Linked DNA regions of Mus musculus: region 2 is linked to region 1. A link is a contact called in ENCODE POLR2A ChIA-PET data. All regions are on one chromosome and are shown on one strand. Each heading gives the region's core, a stretch centred on a gene start or an enhancer-like site at or near the end of the contact. The rest is flanking DNA. Distances are from core to core; before and after follow the strand shown.

What was found. ChIA-PET counts read pairs that join two places held with the same protein, here RNA polymerase II (POLR2A).
Region 2: POLR2A ChIA-PET joins it to region 1 with 17 read pairs in Patski. The contact joins the promoter of Pmf1 here to the promoter of Mef2d in region 1. POLR2A ChIA-PET finds 5 or more read pairs at or near these places in 2 of 5 experiments (Patski and embryonic stem cell).

The regions. Positions count from the first base shown.
Region 1 is chr3:88,141,077-88,144,666 of GRCm38, forward strand. It overlaps Mef2d (myocyte enhancer factor 2D), which reads left to right and starts at 1,296. Exons shown (of 12, transcript NM_001310587.1): 1 at 1,296-1,598.
Region 2 is chr3:88,408,516-88,412,462 of GRCm38, forward strand. Pmf1 (polyamine-modulated factor 1) reads right to left here and starts at 1,882. Exons shown (of 5, transcript NM_025928.4): 1 at 1,641-1,882. The coding sequence starts at 1,792. Slc25a44 (solute carrier family 25, member 44) reads right to left here. Exons shown (of 4, transcript NM_178696.5): 4 at 1,979-3,947.

The sequences.
Region 1 (3,590 bases), core at 46-2,545:
GGTTGAAAAGGGAGGCCGAGGGACTAGAAGCCTACGTGCTTCCTGTTTAAGGAGGTACATATATGCCTCCAAGCTCTTTGCAGAATAGTCCTATTGAACTGGCCCACTATGAGCCTTTTCTGAACTCACGCAGGCCCTAAAAGGGCTCATTTTCAGCTGAGCAGCCCGTGTGGGTCATACAGTGCAACACGAGGCACTGTACTAGTCTACTGGGAACTAAACTCACACCAAATTCACAAGTTATGTACCTGGCCTTACCACCTTCAGCTTACCCAAGAGGATGGAGAGTTAAGAGATGTGCTTTGCTCTTTTCAGAAATAGTGGAAAATTTTGAACCAAAACAGTCTGACTCCGAGATTATAAATTTTCTAACCCACCACTTGTCGCCTCTTCTCATCTCTCCCACAAGAAGCCAGAACAGGGACTTTGTTCAGTAAAGCAGACCCTAGCTTGTTGAAGAACCTCTTGCTTCTGTTTTGCTAAGGCTTTGAAGTCCACGCCAGACTCTGTCATTTCCTCAAGCTCCAGGTAGAGCCAGCCGAGGACTTGTTAGTGACAGGATGCGGACAGGAAGTCTGACGGGTTAAAGGTCCAGAAGCAATGGAGCGCACAATCTTGTTGTGAAGCACTTAAAAATTCACCACGCCCAGAGGCCGTCGGGGATTTTAAAAGATTTTTTTTTTTGAGAGAGTTATATTTCTTCAAGACAAGGCTTCTGGATGTTTCCTGTGAGGCAAGGGAGGTAGTGGTTGGGGTCCCGCCCCTTTAAATTGCCCCCTCCGTAGTTAAGTGCGCTGGGGCCCGCAGGCACTAAAAGATTAGATCACCCGAGAATTATGCACTGTAGCTTTAAATGTCTGGGCGTCAACCGAGCCGGGTCAGGGGAAAGGAGGGGACCTGTCACAGGTAGAGGGAGCAGCGGAGCTCCCCAGGTAACCACGAGATAAGAGAGCGCGATCTGGCTTCGGAGCTTTGTCACACAGTAAGTGTAGGAGCTGGGGCCTACCAACACTCTTATCTCCCCAGAACTTATTTACTTAGATCCCTGCCAACTCTGGAGCTGGGGTGCTGAGGTACCCGCAGCCTCGCTCTGTCCCGCAGGCGGAGGGATCTGGGCTCCACGCGCCGTGGTCGCGCGCCCCAAAGGGGTGGGGCGCAGGCCGCGGGCAGGGGGCGGGGTTGCGTCCCAGGCCTCCCTGCCAGGCCCCGCCCCCAGCCCTGCGGGGCCCTCCCATTGGCCCCCTGCTTGTCCATCACTCTCGTCTTTTCCCCCCCTCCCATCTCGCAAGCTAGGCTGCGCGGTGCCTACGTCGGCCTCGAGTCTGGGGCTGGAGGAGTTGCCTTTGGAGCCCGAAAGGAGGAAGGAAGCAAAATATCAACAACCGTCGAGGCGGCTTGGGCGCTCGGCTGCGTGCCTGCCGCCCGCCGCCGCCGCCCCCGCGCGCACCAGGGGGTCCCGGCCCTGTGGCGCCGCCCAGGCCGCGTGGACGCGGCGCCTTCGCTGTTTCCCGTCGGAGCTGCGGCTTCGCGTAACCGAGGATTCGGCGGACCGGGCCGAGGCTCCGGGCGCCGTGACACCCCGTCCCCCCCACGGGCTGGTGAGTCACGACGCGCGTCGGCCCCTTTAAGAACCCCTCCCCCACGCCGCGCGGCCGGGCTCAGGGTGGTCTGGAGCGCGAGGGGTGTACGGGCGCCCTGGCACGAGCGTCCCGGTCCGGGCGGGGCGACGGAGGCAGTGTTGGTGCTGGGGTGTCTGCTGTGACAGCCGCGCCTGGTACCCGAGCCCCCGTCGCCTCGCGCCTTGGCGGGCGCAACGCACGTGGCTCCGGCCGCGATTTCGCGCCCGTGGGGGCCCCCTTGGTCGGGCGTGTCAGCAACGCCGGCTGGAGAACCCCTGGACAGTAGTTTGCAGCTGTTAACACCTGGCAGGACCTCTCCAGGCCTTTCTCTTGGACGGTGCGGTGCGGGCCGAGTCAGTGCGAGTGGGGTTCGAGTGGTGAGGCTGGCCCAAGGGACTACTGTGCTCCCGGCCTCCCACCTCAGAGATGGGGCAGGGAGGCCTCCCAGAGATTCCATCGAGCCCTCGGGGTTCCCAGTGGCCCTGGACTACCCAGCTTGTCCTGAGTGCCAGTTCTGCCTACGACTGACCGGCACATTGGGGCCAGGCTAGGGGAGTACAGTGGGTGGATCCCGTTCCCTCCTGCCCTACCCGTGTGAGTTTCCTCCGAGGCCTGTTTGGCTGTGTGAGTGGTGGATCTTACCCCTCCCCCTAGCCCTCAGTGGGTCTGAGCTGCCTGACTGTGGGAAGTTTGCCGTCTGGGACGGTGACCTTGGGCTGCTCTGGCCGGATCTCGGAGAGGAGCCTACTGAGTGCGCTTGGCCTTGGGAGCTGTCCACCTTCTGTTCGTCTCCCTGTATCCGCGGTAGGTATCCGCCGAGGGGAGCATTGGCGAGTTACCTGACAGTGTTCTCAGACACCCAGCTTCTGGCCTCTGGCCACCGAGCCCCAGTGCTCAGCCTGGCTGTCCCAACTCCCATGGCCTTGCCTGTGAATGAATTTCCTTCCTGCGTCTTCCAGGATGGGGGTGGGGTGGGATGATTGTGGGAGTGGCTGAGAACCTTGTTATGTAGGGTGGTTGGGGAATTCTGGAGCTTCTGTAGAGCACTTTTCCCATATACCCCAGAAATGGACACTGAGGCTTTGGGATTTCAGTGGTCATGTTCTTTGTTTGTGACTGCTGTGCCCTTCATACATAGACCCTGTGTGTGACTGCTGCGTGTACTTTTAGGGAGTCAGGAGCTTTCATTCATTCCCATACTTACCAAAGTGGTAGAGCATTTTACTTAAGGTCACACTTCAGCTTTTGTATCAGACTTATGTCTTCCCTCTTTCTGCCATATATTTCATGTAGGGAGAGACTCTAAAGATTAAGAATAAAGACACAACAAGCCTTGCTCATGCAGGCGTGAGCCTAGAGAAGAAACAGGACCCAGACAGAAAGTATGGGAAGCCTCGTGTTGGGGGATGGGCACAGGGCTTGTGCTGCCTCTGCTAAGCCCAGTGGCTGGAACAGGGTGTGGGGGACTTGGACAGGAGGCAGGTGCAGGTTGCCCATCCCCCTCTGTGTGGTGATATGGGGCTGGAGGGCCCCAGCTCTCTGCTCTGGCTCTCTAGCTTCTAGTGCACCTCCTAGGCTGGGCGATGTGACAGGCTGGCTGGCTGCCGTTATATAATCTCTCTCCAGCAGGTTTTTTTCTTTCTTCTCCTGGTCTTCCTTGGTGGTGTGTTGAAAGGTAGAGGCAGTCTCTCCAGGTTGGGAGCTGGACCGGGGGATGGGTTTAAGTTCACTGAGGCCCTGCTCTGACCCTGCTCTGGAAAGGGGCCTATGCTGCAGCATCCTTGGCCCTTATGTCCTTGGCCTGGAGGTCTGTCCATCTTCCTAGCTTTATCTTCTGTGCCAACTGAGTTTCCTGTTCTCCATGGTTTTTCTGGCCTAGCACAGGTCCACACTAGAGTTGAGTTGGTAGGCTGGCTTTTTTCTTTGTTGCCTCCACTTCTCTGTCCCCTACCTAGACAATTGTGTGGCCTA
Region 2 (3,947 bases), core at 632-3,131, 270 kb after region 1:
CTTTCTGTGTAGTACTGTTTCCTGAATGCCAACCAGCTTTGCTATTTCTGAGCCTGGAGGTAGAGCCCCAGGCCTCCCAGCAGCTCCATCACTGAGCCCTACCTACCACTGAGTCCCATCGCCCTCACCTCCTTGCCTTTCTTTAGTTTAAAATGCCAGCAACTGAGGCACAATTGATGTTCGCTCTTTCCTTGGGCTTAACATAACTATATAAATCACACCCTGCCTAGAGCATCCCAGGCCATAGCACTGGATCAGGATATGGTAAGACCTTAGCCCCTCAGCCTCATGGGACCCACTCCTCTGTAACAAGCTGCTGGCTGCACTGTGTCCTGGTGGGAGACCTGGCTTCTCTCTGAATAGTACTAACTGGCCTTTACCCTGGGCTCCACTAATACCACCAACCCAGTCTCTTCTGGCAGGTTCAAATGTCACAAGACACAGAAAAGGAATCCCTTGCTTGCTGCAGCTAAAGAGAAAGACTGTTTCAGAAGGTCCAGGAGACTGCCAGGACCAAAAAAAAAAAGATTTCGCTTTTGGAGAGACAAGGCAGGGGAGTGCAGATAGCAGGGCCATGTGCGACTGCATCTTTATATTGTGAAACCTAAGATTGGCACTTCTGGCAGTTGGGCCTTAGCCAGGCCAACGAAAAGGACAGCAGGGCAAGAATTTGAGGTCCACCTGAAGCCAGCATGTCCAGTCTTCCTCTAGTCACTGTGGAAGTCACTAGAGCTCTGCTGGCTGGAGCGGGAAGGCATGGGAGGTGGCGAGCACTGAGCCTATAGTCTTTTTTTTTTGAGACAAGGTTTCTCTGTAGCCCTGGCTGTCCTGGAACTCACTCTGTAGACCAGGCTGGCCTCAAATTCAGAAATCCGCCTGCCTCTCCCTCCCAAGTGCTGGGGTTAAAGGCTTGCGCCACCACTGCCCGGCTAACATTCCTTTTTTTAAAATGTTAATTTGATTCGGTCATGTTTATGTCTAGGTATTTTGCCTGCACGTATGTATTTGCACCATGTACATGCTTAATGCCCACCAGAATAGTGTCAGATCCCCTGGAAGTGGAGTTACAAGTGGGTGTGAACCACCATGTAGGTGCGCTGCAAGATCTGCAAGATCAACGAGTGCTCTTACCACTGAGCCCAGGACATTCCTGGTTATGAGGCCTGGCACACCAGCCTGTAAGGACAGCCACTCATTTCTGAGTTCGAGACCAGCTTGGTCTACAGAGTGAGTTCCAGGACAGCCAGGGCTACAGAGAAATCCTTTCTCAAAAAAAAAAAAAAAAAAAGACTGCAAGCTCAGTGCTTGCCACCTCCCGCGCGCTCCAGCCAGCAGAGCTCTGCGCTCATCTGGCGCCCTGGCGCGTTAGGTCTACGTAAGCAGATGACCTCTGGGGAAGGACGTCGGCTGCCCTAAGGCTGCCGCGGGCCCCAGGCTGCTGCCTTGCGGGACGGTGGAGAAGACAGCAACTGCAATCCGACCTTCCCTCTACTCCTCCGCAAACCGCGGCGAGAGGTTTCAGGGGAGCAGCCCTGCTCCACCGCGGCGGGTCGCCCACGTGACTGCGCCAAGCGTATCTCGCGGGACTTACGATCCTGCGACAGACCTCCCGCCACCTCTCCCCATTGGTCGCCACCTACCTCCTGTCGGCGACTAGCTTCTGGAGGAAAGTGTCTACTATGGCGTCCAGGAGTTTCACCCTGGGGATGGTCGCGTCCCCTGGCACAGCTTCCGGAGAGGAGCCCTCAGGCCCCCTTTCCGCAGCCTCGCTATCTCGGCTCACCTCAGCCATGTTGAAATTGAACCGCCAAAATAAACTGGCCCTGCAGCTCCTCCCAACAGGACCTCCGATTGGAGGCCGCGGAATGCCCGTCACGGAGCCGGATGGGGCGGGGCAGTGGCCGAGGACGAGGAATTAGTTCTCAGCTCCGGGGGGAGGGAGGGGGGGAAGGGCAGAAAACAAAACCCAAAAGCCAGAGTTTAGGGGCTCAATAAAAACTTTTAATTACATTTCAAAGATCTCATACAGTGCAACAGTGAATATTCGCAGCTAATCTCCTCGAGTCCATTTCTAGCTAATGCTGAATGTGCATTCTTTCCCATGTGCCTCTATCCAGCCCTCCTGTCTTGCCGAGTTTCTAATTTGTGTGTTGACCAATGGGTCAACATTTCTAGCTGTTTTGGTCTCCAGTTTTGGAAAAATGGCCGCCCACTGGCTCATCTTCACCAAGGCCAATCCCAGACCCTGACCTTGGGAGAGTAGGAGTTCCGACACGGGGGTGCCTTTTACCTTTATATCCAAGGTCCTTTCAAACACAAGGGGAAAGAAGGAAAGGGAGATAGGACAAGAAAGGGAGAGGCTTAAACACCGGACAAGAAAAGTCGGGAAGGAGTAACCTAAGGTATGAAAGGTGGGAGGAACCTATGTCCACACTCTGCCCCGTTAGGAAAGACCAAAGAGCAGAGCTGTCCAATCACAAAGGTCTTGATAGTGAAAGCCTGAGAGGGGCCCTTGCTCCACTGTATTGATAGGTCTTAAGGTAGAGGTGAGGAGCGAAAGGATTTAAAATGATCTGTGGGCTTCACCCTTCAGATGACTATGGGCAAGATTGAAGGGCTCTCTCAATAAAGTGCAGGAAGTGGGGCCTGGCGGCGTCCTGTAAACCTGGAACTTAGGAGGTGGAGGAAGATGAAGAGTTCTAGGCTACCCTCTGCTACATAATGAATTCAAACCCAGCCTGGGATATATGAGACCCTGTCTCAAAAAACAAACCAAAATGCTGAGACATTAGTAGAGGGCTCAGAAGGAAACAAATACAGACTACAGCGAGTAGTAGGAGGTGTGTGTGTGGAGACTGGGTCAAGTCAGGATGGAAGAATGTGGAGCAGCCGTGAGAAACATGAAGGCTTCAGTTAGCACCTTCCAATTTGGCACCATGGCATTTCCCAAGCATCTCCCAGGCTGAAGAGCAAGATCTGCCTGCTTTCTTCCCTCCCATTCCTGGATGTGCCTCTCTGCCACCAACACAGGCTCAGTAGAGGCAGGGAAGAGGGACGCTCCTGAGGAAAGCATCAATGGTTTTGGCAGTAAGAGGCTGGTAACCAGGTGGACCTGGCCTTGGGTGCCTTCCTGACTGTATTTTTTTTTTTTTTCTGTTGCCAGCACAGGGTACCATGACTGGGATGATACTTCACAACCAAGGACAAGAAAAAAAAGGATAGTTCATATTCCAGAGTCCCACTGTGAGACACCTGTTGCTATTCATCTGGGTGGCAGGTGTGCCTGTGGCACTGCTGCCTCGGGCTCAGAACCTCCGTTGTACCTCCAGGGCTTGGCTCAGCTGGCCTGAGGAGATAAGAGTGAGGAACACACATCCAAGCCAGTGGCTCTTTCCCAACCTGGCTTCAGGGCAAAGTTCCAAGGACAGTGTTCTCTAGTAAGTCTGACCCACTTATAACTATGCCCCTCTACTGTAGTCACCTGGGCCAATGAAGGCCAGCAGCTCATGCGGTTCCCGGGCCTGAGGGACAGGGAAGGGGGATAAAGAATTGGGATCTGTGTCACAGTTTTCCACTTCTCCAAGGAGTGGGGTCTGACAGCAGACTGAGCTATGAGGGTGAGTTGGCTCATTCACAGATGTTCAGCTACACATAGGAAGCCTTAGCATTCCTCCCTCCTAGTAACTCCCCTAGAAGATGAACGCCCTGCAGAGTGTGTGCTGCTCCGATTTGTCCCCCCAAAGGCAGGACAAAGCAGTGAACAACTCAGGTCCCAAATTTAAAATAAGCAGGCATAAAAAAATAAATAGACCCCAGGCAGCTACTCAGAGCCTTGGCCTGAGGCTCGAGAAGAAGCAGGGGACAAGCAAACGAGGAGCAGCTCTTCTCCAGGCCTGAGGGAAGGTCAGAGAGGGGTGCCAGAGGGGCTAACGGGGTCCTGTGGCCAT